Linked DNA regions of Homo sapiens: region 1 is linked to region 2. A link is a contact called in ENCODE Hi-C or POLR2A ChIA-PET data. All regions are on one chromosome and are shown on one strand. Each heading gives the region's core, a stretch centred on a gene start or an enhancer-like site at or near the end of the contact. The rest is flanking DNA. Distances are from core to core; before and after follow the strand shown. Region 1 holds the start of DTNA-AS1 (DTNA antisense RNA 1). Region 2 has its middle 52 kb from the start of DTNA.

Region 1 (5,943 bases), core at 3,145-5,644, 110 kb before region 2:
AGGGATTAGATATTTCTGATTTATTTCTCTTGTTGTCCTTTGTTGTTCATGATTTTAGGGCTGCATTTCATTGACTCCAAAGTAATTTCTGAAAAAAAAAAAGATCTGCTGACATTACAGGGTATCTGGATCATTAACCACGTCAATGCTGACCAAGGAAATAATGTTATGGTAGAAACAGCTATTTGTCTAAAATAAAGGCTGAGATGATGCCATTTTATATATCCTTATAAGAGTTTATGGGGTATTAATTTTTGTGGAAAGTTAACAAAAAATCTGGAAGCTGAAGAGAAGACTACTGATTAGAAAGGATTATTTAAAATATTATTTGTATTCTTTGTTCTGCTCCATTCCTCCTAGAATATCAAATAATCAACTTGGTGTCCCCTAATTTTTTAGAAACACTCATTCTTTTATTCTGTTAGAGAATGTGCTAGTTACATCATGGGGAAGGTATGGCAGGGTACAAAGATGAATGGTAAGGGGAAGAAGCGATTTGGAAAGGAGAACCCTTTGACTCAAAAAGAAGATGGGTTTTTTACAAGTGTGTTTTTGTTTTTGAGAAGGAGTCTCACTCTATCACTCAGGCTGGAGTGCAGTGGCACGATCTCAGCTCACTGCAATCTCCACCTCCCCGGGTTCATGCCATTCTCCTGCCTTAGCCTCCCAAGTAGCTGGGACTGCAGGCGCCCGCCACCACGCCCCGCTAATTATTTGTATTTTTAGTAGAGATGGGGTATCACCATGTTAGCCAGGATGGTCTCGATCTCCTGACCTTGTGATCCGCCCGCCTCGGCCTCCCAAAGTGCTGGGAATACAGGTGTGAGCCACCACGCCTGGACTTACAAGTGTCTTTTATAGCAGGGATTGGTCAACATTCTTTTTGTGGACCAAGGGACAAAATCAGGGATATTATATCAGTACATACATAACAAGAGAGAAAAAGAATTTACACAACATTTTTACTGAAGTTAAATATCCAATAATTGGGTACATTAAGAAAATGCTGGTCTACCAATGAGAAGAATGTAATTCTTGGCCAGGCACAGTGGCTCATGCCACCTGGCCTGGCCAACCTGGTGAAACCCTCTCTCTACTAAAAACACAAAATTAGCCGGGCGTGGTGGTGCACGCCTGTAATCCCAGCTACTTGGGAGGCTGAGGCAGAAGAATCACTTGAATCCAGGAGGCAGAGGTTGCAGTGAGCCAAGATCACATCATTGCACTCCAGCCTGGGCAAAAAGAGCAAAACTCCACTCAAAAAAAAAAAAAAAAGAATATAATTCTTCTTGGGAGTATGCATTTTTAAAAATTGGGGTTACAAGTTAGTGTTCCCTGTTATCAAATCGATTACAAATATTCATCTATAAAATCCATTAGTTCATTCTCTATAAAAAAGTAGGTTCTGGGCCTCATTTAGTTCATGGGTGACAGTGGCCTCTTGTTCAGAGTCCTTTTAGAATCCCGGGAACTGACTATTCTCAGCATACATTAGGAATTGAACAGAAGAAAATAAACATGAATGTCAGTGATAGGAACCAGTTGTCCACATGCAAAATCATAAACAAAGTAGGCAAGGGCTGTGGGGAAAGAACTATAGGGAATTAACCAACATTTATGAAATTTGGATTTAGATAATAGATAAAAAAGAAATCTCCTGAAAACATACACAGTCTGTGCTGTATGCAGACAGTATTCATTTTTTTTCTAGGTGATAGTTTTACAACAGCCGTTTTTGTTTTTTCCTCCTTTATGTAGTTTTAAAACTTAGTTTTGTTAGTATACGCAATAAATTTTAAATAAGGTATGGACCTAAAAGTAAACAATCTATTTTCACTTCAGATCCACTGATTTCTACGAAGTAAATACTATAATGAGTTTCTGCTATTGTTTGAATGTTTGTGCCCCACCAAATTCTCATGCTGAAACTTAATCCCTTAATGCGATGGTATTACCAGGTGGGGACTTTTAGCAGGTGATCAGGACTTGAGGGCAGAACTTTCATGGTGGGGATTAGTGCCCTTATAAAAGAGGCCCCAGGCCAGGCGTTGTGGCTCACACCTGTAATCCTAGCACTTTGGGAGGCCAAGGCGGGCAGATCACATGAGGTCAGGAGTTTGAGACCAGCCTGACCAACATGGTGAAACCCTGTCTGTACTAAAAATACAAAATTAGCTGGGCGTGGTGGTGCATGCCTGTAATTCCAGCTACTTGGGAGGCTAAGGCAGGAGAATTGCTTGAACCTGGGAGGCGGAGGTTGCAGTGAGCCGAGATTGCACCATTGCACTCCAGCCTGGGAAAAAAGAGTGAAACTCTGTCAAAAAAAAAAAAAAAGCCCCAGAGGGCTGCCTTGCTTCTTCCACCATGAGAGGACACAGTGAAAAGGGGCCACCTATGAACCAGAAGGCTGCCCTCCCTAGATACCAAATCTGGCAGTGCCTTGATTTTGGATTTTCTAGCCTCCAGAACTATGAGAAATAAATGTTGTTTATAAGCCACCCAGTTTATGGTATTTTTGTTAGAGCAGCCTGACACTTTCCAATAAAAAAATGCACTTACAAATATGCTACCTACATTTTGTTTCTTATTTCTTTTACTGTAGGGAAAAACTCCATTATAAGGTATCATAATTTATTGTGGGTTAGGTTTATTGCAGACTAAAATTACTTTCCTCTAATCAGCGAATATATTCAATGTTGACTAATGTTATGTCATGTAAACATTGCTGCTTCTGGTTGGCTAACTTTCTAGAAGGAAGGTTTCAACTTTGATTAAGATAAGCCAAGATCAATTATGTAAGCATTTTACAAATACCTCTGAATATCACAACTGTTGCATTTATTGTTAGAAAGGAAAACTTTGCAAAGACATATAGTACTTGCATTTAATGCCTCTGATGAAGGTAGAAACAATTTTTAAAACCTTAATTTAGCAAAGCATTCAAAATATGCTTGTTTTTTTTCCTTGGGCCTTAACTTTGTCTAATTTTGTAGAATGTAATATCTTTTCTCATCCTGAAATACAGGAATTTTATAAGGTACATTATAAAATAAATAAGACTTTCCTGATATCTCCTTCTCTAGGAAAGTCCTACCAGTGACCCTCACCCCCAACAACTCAGGGCACTGACTCCCTGAAGCTCTCACATACCATGTACATATTTCTATCATTATCTTTCTACATGGTTTTATAAATCTGCTTAAAAGCCCATATTCTCAGTTAGATTTTGAGCAACTTGAAGGAAGGTATTGCATGTCATTCATCATCACACTATCCTTGGTACCTAGCACAATGTCAAACACATAGCAGGAGCTCATTATACACTTAACTGAATTAAGAGGTCAATGAATGGACAGACTGAAGGGCCACTGGACAGGTATAAGCTTCTATTTTCACCCAGGGATGGATTAGCATCCTCACTTCTTCTCTACTGTTTTTCAAGAAATTCCAAGACAATTCTGGATGCAGGATAAGGATGTGGACCAGAAAAGAACAGAAAGAGGAAAAGGAAATGCCCAAGAATGAGAAAGTGCCTTTCTCAGAGAGCAGGAGGCATGGGATAAGGCCTGTGGACCACAGCTGCAGACAACACAGTGTGTCCACTTTAATGTTGAGTGGGGACAACACAGTGTGTCCACCTTAATGTTGAGTGCAGTGTTGCCAAGTCCCTGATTCCCTGAGCCCTTCCTTCCTTTCCTTTTCCTTTTCCTTTCTTTCTTTTCTTTGTTTTCCTTTTTTTGCTTTTTTTGGGGGGGCGTTCCTTCTTACCATTTTGTAGTCTTTTATTGGAAATCTCTAGCTCTCCTGAAAGGAGCCTAAGGAAGGCTCCGCTTGGCAAAGCTCTAAGGAGGACAGAGTGTCTACCACTTACCCTCTGCCTTCCCCTCCAATTCTGAGGCCATTGTAGTGGTAACACATGATAAGAACGTGGGACAATCATATCCCTTTTAATTGCTGAAAACACGGAGATTCTTCCTTTTATTTGTAATCTGGGTGATGTGTTTGAAGGGGAAGAGGAAACTTCTTCTGTGGGAACATTTTCCTTGGCCCCTATCGCAAGCAGTGGAAATGGCTTTTATTGACTCATTAGGACTACAAATACAGTAACAAATTCTTTCAACATCTGTAATGCTTTTCTCACTACTCATTTTAGATTGCTTTAGCTTCCTGTGAGGAGTCAAAACACATATATGATGTGTGACCAATGCTATGGTTTGAATGTTTGTCCCTTCTAAAACTCATGTTGAAACTTAACCCCCTGTGAGGCAGTGTTGAGAGGTGGGGCTTTTAAGAGGTGATTGGTCATGTGGGCTCTGCCCTCATGAATGGATTAATCCATGAGTAATCACAGGAGTGAGGTGGCCTTATAAGAAGGGGAAGACAGACCTGAGTTAGCATGCTCAGCCTCCTTACTATGTGTGCCCTGCACCATCTTGAGACTCTGCAGAGAGTCCCACTAGTAAGCAGACTCTCACCAGAGGCAGCCCCTTGACTTGGACTTCTGAACCACCATAACTGTAAGAAATAAATTCCTTTTCTTTATAAATTGCAAAGTTTCAAGTATTCTGTTATAAGCCACAGAAAATGAAAATAAGACAACCTACTTATATTTTTCTTCCATCCCCTCCTTCCCCAAACTTCAGCCCCATTTTTATCCACTGGGGCTGGGGAATAAGATGTAGAGGAGAAACTTGAGGAATAGATGCGTACTTTGCATCCTCACAGTCATGATTAGCTGTAAGCCTAGAAGCCTGGGGCTAAGGTGACCTGCCCAGGGCCCTAGGAAACATCTTCTAGAGACTCTGAGAGGGTAGACATGTGGAGATGCCGGTTTCTACCCTTACCATGAGTCTAATTACCATGCCAGTTATCATAGAACTATGTGTATGTATCAGGAGAACATTACGGTTTTCATTTTTAAAAATTCATCCAATATTAATTAAAAAATGAGACTTTTTTAATAAGTAAACTTTTTAAAAAGAAAAGAAAACGTTCTTACACATGAACTATGAATCAATATTTTTTTCCAAGAGAAAATGGATATGGTAATACAATGGAAGTGTTGACCCAGCAGAGAATAAGACTGCTCATTGTTACTAGTGATCTAGCTTATTGCTTACACTTTTAAATTTGAAAAAAAAACTGGAGCAAGTTCCTTTGTTTCTTTAAGTATTGTCTCTTTTCTTATTTTTGTCTCATGTAAACAAATGTGGTTAAAACTCTGACACAAAGAGCTAATTTTGTTCTTTCAGAAAAAAACTTAAATGTTTTCCAAAAGCTTTAAAATATTTTCCTGTGCTTGTAAAAGAAAATACAAATATAAGGGGGATTTAATGTTTGATATTTTATAAAGTTCTTGGAAACCATTTTTATTTTATTTTATTATTATTACACTTTAAGTTTTAGGGTACATGTGCACAATGTGCAGGTTTGTTACATATGTATACATGTGCCATGTTGGTGTGCTGCACCCATTAACTCGTCATTTACATTAGGTATATCTCCTAATGCTATCCCTCCCCCTTCCTCCCACACCACAACAGGCCCCGGAGTGTGATGTTCCCCTTCCTGTGTGTTCTCATTGTTCAGTTCCCACCTATGAGTGAGAACATGTGGTGTTTGGTTTTTTGTCCTTGCGATAGTTTGCTGAGAATGATGTTGGAAACCATTTTGATGGCACTGCATTTATGATACCAAGGTTAGAGAAAAGAAGAAAAACATCCATCCAGATTTAAACCATTCCAAGGTCAGAATTATATTGTATATGTATCCAGAGGTTCATCCTTTTAGTATGAACTAAACGGTTCATATGCTTTAGTATTTAAGCATTTTCAGATTTCAAGACTACTTAGGAGTCATCTCTACCATTTGTGCCTCATAATACCCCTTTTATTGTTGTGTAAACATATATAACAATATTAGCAATATTTGTAACAGAATCTA
Region 2 (6,145 bases), core at 525-3,024:
ACTCATCCTTTGTCTGATTAAAATTAGCAAAACAGACTCTGGCTGTTATGTGTGAGATGTGAACTGAAAGGAAATTTTACTACCAGTGCAGATTAGACTCTGGGGTAAAAGAAGCCAGAAAGAGGGAGCAGGGATATCAGCCCAAGTAGGAATTTAGAAGATTCAAGAGTTTCAGACCTCATCACCAGGAAAAGAGAAGAATCTAAAAACTTGTACTCTAACAGAAGGCAGGGCCATCAATACATACTGCAGCTGGAAGGCATACACTAAGTTTTATGGGCAAAGTTGAGTATAGTGTGAATGATCAACGTATCCACTAGCTAGAGCAGTGTCTAGTAAGTACTGCTAATTTGATCCCTGTTTTAAGTATTTAATAGTACCTTAGCTCTTATTAATTAATGGAGAGCATCTCATATTCTTTGTTTAGAAGCTCCACTTGGGGAAAATGTTTTCAGGGTGGAGAATGGAATACATTTTGCAAATAAACAGAATTTCAAATAGGTTAGTAATACAGAGCTAATAAATGATACTGAGAAAGATAAAAAATAGATATCATAATAGTTGTTGACAAAAGAGTCAAACTCTGAAAAATATTTGAAAAGATAAATTTTGAGCCAAATATGAGTGGGCAATGGTCAGTGACACAGCCCTGTCTCCTGAGAACATGTGCCCAAAGTAGTCAGGCTTCAGCTTAGTTTTATACATTTTAGGGAGACAAAAGACATCAATCAATACATGTAAGATGTACACTGGTTGGGTCAGGAAAGGTGGCACAACTCAAAGCGGGGGTGGGGAGCTTCAAGGTCATAGGTAGATTCAAACAATTTCTAATTGGCAATTGGTTGGAAGACTTAAGTTATTGTCTAAAGACCTGGAATCAACAGAAGGGAATGTCTGGGCTAAGATAAGGGGTTTTGGAGACCAAGGTTCTTATTATGCAGATGAAGTCTCCAAGTAACAGGCTTCAGAGAGATTAGATTGTAAATGTTTCTTATTAGACTTAAAAAGGTGCCAGACTCTTAGTCGATTCTCTCCTGGATCAGGAAAAAGACCTGGAAAGGGAAGGGGATTCTCTACAGAATGCAGATTTTCCCCACAAGCAATAGCTTTGCAGGGCTATTTCAAAATATGTCAAAGAAATATAATTTAGAGTAAAATACTTTGATATCTTTCAGGGCCTGCTGTCTGTCAGGTGATGCTATACTAGATCAGGCTGGAATTTGGTGACCTATTGCTACAAAAAGTCTTAAGATCTCTGTTTTAATGTTAATGCTGCTCAGTTGTGCCTGAATTCCAAAGGGAGGATGTCTGACCCCCCACTTCCTCTCACGGCCTGAACTAGTTTTCCAGGTTAACTGGAATGCTCTTGGCTGAGAGGAGGGGTCCATTCCGATGGTTGGGGGGCTTAGAATTTTATTTTCAGTTTACACAGCTTTGCTTCATTTGGATGCCCATGGTGTCTTAGAACACTGTCCCCAAGTATTATATGCCTGTAGCTCAAATGTCAACTTTCAAGGATGGTTCCCTCTCTTGTATACTCATTTCTTTGCCTTCTGCCCTCCTTGGTACACTCAGATAATTTAAAGAACTGAAATACAATTGCTTTTAAAAGCTCAATACTTCATTATACTTTTGTTTTGAAAACAGTTTTTGAGTTGAGAGTATGTCAGCAAAAGCAACCAAAAGAATGTGGATGTTGTTACAAGGTCAGCTTTTCAGCAGCCGTAGGCAGCCATTACTGGCATTCTGTCAAACAATCACCACTGGCAGCGGGGCCATTCATAGGCAATGAGTCAGCAGCTCTGACAGCACTAAATACGGTCACCGGTTAATGCGCAAGATAACAGGCTCACATGCTCCTTCAGAAAGGGCTGGTGAGAGGAAGTATTTTATTTTTCAAGTTTATTTAGAAGAAGATCAGAATAGGTTGTTAAAACCCAGATGTTAAATGAGTGTGTGTGTGTGTGTGTGTGTGTCTGTGTGTGTCTGTGTGTATGTGTACGTGTTAGAATCTAGAATGAAATATATATGGATTTCTTGTGTAAGGAAAAACATGTTCAAACTGAGAGCTGAAATATCAGAAGCTAGGCATTTCAAATGAGATACTGTTGTACAAAGAAGTGCCTGCCTTATACCTGGGCTGTACAGTCCAGTAGTCATTGGCTACATGTGGCTATTGAGCAGTTGAAATGCGGCTAGCCCAAATCAAGATGTGTTGGAAGTGTAAAATCTACACAGGATTTCAAGCATACAGTACAAAAAAGGAATAAAAGACCTCATTAATAACTTTTTATATTAGTTACATGTTGAAATGATAATAGTTTTGATATATTGGACTAAGTAAAATATATTTAGATTAATTTCACCTGTTTCTTTTTCCTTTTTTAATGTGGCTACTAGAAAATTTATAATTACATATGTGGCTTGCATCCTGTTTCTATTGGATAGTACTATTTTAAAGGAAGATATTTGCTATCATCTCCTTCCAGTCATAACACACACATGCGTGCACACACACACACACGTACAGTAAATGGATAGGAAGGCAGTAGGTGTTTTAAAAATGCAGGCTGCAAAATTCCACTTAAGGTGCTGATTTGAAAATCCCAGTTCTCTAAGCTAAAGAACAGTGCAACATACTCCATAGCACTGAAAGATATTCTACCCTGAATTGTCATTAGGCCTCAGCCGTGGTTACAGTGGAGAAAGAGTGTTAGCCATATTTATTTAATTCTGGCCATTTTATTAAGAAAGAAAGGGCACTGTCCAAGATGCTGAGAAATGACACTCTCATAAAAGAACAAAATGAGCACTGTAGAAATAAATTAGTGTTGTTCTCTGGACTTTTCTGTTCTGTTTTAGACTTGAATGCTCTTAACACTGCTTTGGTGGTGGTAATCAAGACAGTATTATAACATATTGGGCTTAAACTTTGACTTAATAAGGATTTTGATAAAGGCCACATTCAGTGGCTCAAGCCTGTAATCCCAGCACTTTGTAAACCAAGGGAGGTAGACTGTTTGAGATCAGGAGTTTGAGACCAGCTTGGGCAACATGACAAAACCCCATCTCTACAAAAATACAAAAAAATTAGCCAGATATGGTGGCACACTCCTGTTGTCTCAGCAACTCGGGAGGCTGAGGTATGAGAGTCACTTGAACCCGGGGGGCAGAGATTACAGTGAGCCAAGATCACGCCACTGCGCTCCAGCCTGGGTGATAGAGCCAGACCTTGTCTCAAAAGACAAACAAAGAAACAAAAGAATTTTTATAAAAGCAAAATTTGGATACTAATTTGGCTGTTTAAACAGCTACTGAAAGATTGTAATTTCTAGATTTGCCTGACTGTTTTTGTGCTTTGAGTCTGATTTGTCACTGCTAGTAAATTATCCCCCTAAATTCTGGCTAGTGTTGAGGGATTCCTAGTAGCCTTTCTCCTATATCCTGCTGCATACTCTCTCCTTTTTAGTTTCAGTGCTTGAATCAGTTTCATCAGTCAGCTTCTTTCATCTTTTTCTTAGCCAATATCTACTTAGAAGACTTTGGAGTTTTGGAGTCAAACAGATGCCAGTTTGAGACTCTGAAGTCAGCCAATTCTCCTGAAATTTCTCTTTCATCCATTTTAACTACTGACTTTAATTTTTATGAGCAAAGCTGGAAAGCAAGTAGCTGAGCAGAGGTTTCATTAATAGTGGCCAGGACTTCCTGAATGATTGTCCAAAGGTGTATTCTAGCAATACAAAGATGGCAGTGTGTGTGGCTCCTGAGCTAGTTGGAAGAAAGTGTGAAATTCTTCAGATTCTTTTTCATTCAGAGCTATGTGATGTCTCCCCTCCTTCCCAAATGCATAACCTAATTTCATCCCTCAAATTCAGAAACTGAAATTTGGATAGACTTCTATTGGAGAATGGCTCATGGTGTTCCCCTAAAATCTCTGTTTAGTAGTCTTCCTTGTCTAAATGGAGAGTGATGTATGAAAAATTTAGTGTATCCATTTAAAGTTATAAAAATATTTTAAAGAAAAATTAAATGGTTGGTATTCTAATGATTTTTAAGTATATTTTTGCTTTCTCATTAAAAAAGACATTGTGTTACAATATAAACATTTACATGATAAATAAAAATAGATTACTTTTACCACTCAAAGGAAATTGTTTCTTAACTCTTTCAGTTTGGACAATGAAAGCAAACTGACTGATTTATAACACATTTTGTTTTTTGACAAGTTTTTTTAAAAATTCAAATTCTTGACAAGTGTTGCTGAGCAATACCAAAAAAGTACCATATTTGGGAAATACACAAAAGCAAGAAAAGTTAAAGCAAGCTATGACAGGCTTTCAGTATTTTTAGAATGACAACCTTACATTATCTGATTCCAATGGACAGGAGAAATGGTAGGGGTTAAAAAGATGTTGATTAAGACTTTACAAATAGGACCAGGTGCAGTGGCTCATGCCTAGTCCTAGCACTTTGGGAGTCTGAGGTGGGTGGATTGTCTGAGCTCAGGATTTTGAGACCATCCTGGGCAACATGATGAAACCTTGTCTCTACTGAAAATATAAAAAATTAGCCATGCATAGTGGTGCACACCTGTAGTCCCAGGTACTCGGAAGGCTGAGGCATGAGAATTGCTTGAGCCTGGGAGGTGGAGGTTGCAGTGAGCCGAGATCATGCCACTGAACTGCATCCTGGGTGACAGAACAAGATGCTGTCTCAAAAAAACAAACAAACAAAAAAAGGCTATGCAAATATAAAAAGATTACGTAAAATAGACTATTGGACTATTAACATCATTTCACTAAATTTTTAGATAACGGCATTACTATGTTTTAAAAAAGCATTTCAACATCTAACAACTATAATTTTCTCTTCTCTTTGTTTCAGTTTTTATAATGAAGAAATTTTAAATAACGAATCCTGTATATTCTAAAAGTTTATGTGTTGTTAATAAAACTCTTTTGGAGAAACCTACAAAAGAAAAAACACACCATTGAAACTTGTGACATCTGTGAAATGTGGTTTAGGAAACCTGGCAGGGCTAGGAGAACTTCAATATGAAAGTAAAAAGCATTTGGGGACTGCTCCGTGACCTGGAAGTTCAGAAGGGAAGGGGTTAATGGTGACTGGCAGCTCATTTCAAGTCTTTTTAGCACCCTGTTCCCCTAAAGAGGAGAAGGAAAACGACACAATTGTCAGACATTTACCGTAAGAAGAACCCTTCTATTCTTCTAATTCCTAGCAAGACGTGCAGAAAATAAAATCCAAACTGTATAGCCAGTCTTCACTGACTTAACCAAGACGAATCACTTTCATGAGTGGCTTACTTCACCTCTTCTAGGATTGACATCTGTGCTTATGGTTTAGCAACACTAAAATTGGAAATAAAATTCATAACTGATACATGTCTAATTCAAGAGATAAAAGCAACTTATAACTATAACTTTATAAAAGGGTTCTATAAACTGCTAACATTTGATAATCATATAAACCATCCTGTAATGCAAACCACAGAATTACTATCAAGAACATAAAATATATTCACATAATTTGATTCATTCATCTGCAGCAAGAGAAGCAGTTGACAATAAAATATCACTCAGTGTGCACACGTGTGTGTAAACATGTGTTTATGTGTGTAAAGCCTCCCTTTTGTGCTCATTTAAAAGGGTAGAATGTGAAAGTTGACGAGTTAGAGAATAGGTAAAATGAAGACTTAATTTCTTTGTATATATGAACAATTAACTTCTTCCTCAAAGTCTGTCTATTCCATAGCAACGTTATGAGTCTCCTGGCAGGACTGGCCCATTCACACTCTAACAAAGTAAGAGTTTTATTGTGCTCAAATACAGTGAGTTATTTGGTTAAAACAATACTTGGGCAATCCAGCTCCCAGGAATATTACTGTCTTATTAATTATTAATAGTAAACCTAAACACTTATAGAAAAGAGGACACAATTTAACATGAGAAGTTACCCTTTGGATATTTTTAGAAATTAATATCCATATAATTTCTGTGATAAAAAGTGAAGACACATGAGTAAATTGAAAGATACAAGGGTAAAATGCACAATAGTCTGCTTATCTGAGAACTTTTCTTTTTCATTTAATAATAGCTAATACAGGTGAACATAATACTCAGAAATA

Evidence for each region. A loop is a pair of places that touch in the nucleus more often than their neighbours do. ChIA-PET counts read pairs that join two places held with the same protein, here RNA polymerase II (POLR2A). Pooled maps may share reads with other maps.
Region 1: a map of ascending aorta shows a loop between it and region 2 (4-fold over the local background). The contact joins the promoter of DTNA-AS1 here to the enhancer-like site in region 2. A Hi-C loop is called at or near these places in 12 of 168 maps with a recorded cell type or tissue (Caco-2, IMR-90, adrenal gland and 9 more) and 8 of 50 pooled maps. POLR2A ChIA-PET finds 5 or more read pairs at or near these places in 2 of 52 experiments (Caco-2 and GM12878).

The regions. Positions count from the first base shown.
Region 1 is chr18:34,766,117-34,772,059 of GRCh38, reverse strand. It overlaps DTNA-AS1 (DTNA antisense RNA 1), which reads left to right and starts at 4,394. Exons shown (of 5, transcript NR_199046.1): 1 at 4,394-4,517. All of the region lies in intron 3 of DTNA (dystrobrevin alpha), which reads right to left.
Region 2 is chr18:34,655,465-34,661,609 of GRCh38, reverse strand. It overlaps a transcript of DTNA not described here. Among named protein-coding and RNA genes, the nearest start is that of DTNA, 52 kb to the left of the region's middle. RefSeq lists enhancers at 1,210-1,713, 1,714-2,217. Within about 2 kb of position 1,774, at least 23 of the 41 ENCODE cell types and tissues checked have a DNase peak (open chromatin) inside an H3K27ac peak, as active enhancers do; they include adrenal gland, ascending aorta, endothelial cell of umbilical vein and 1 more, where a contact is called at or near this core.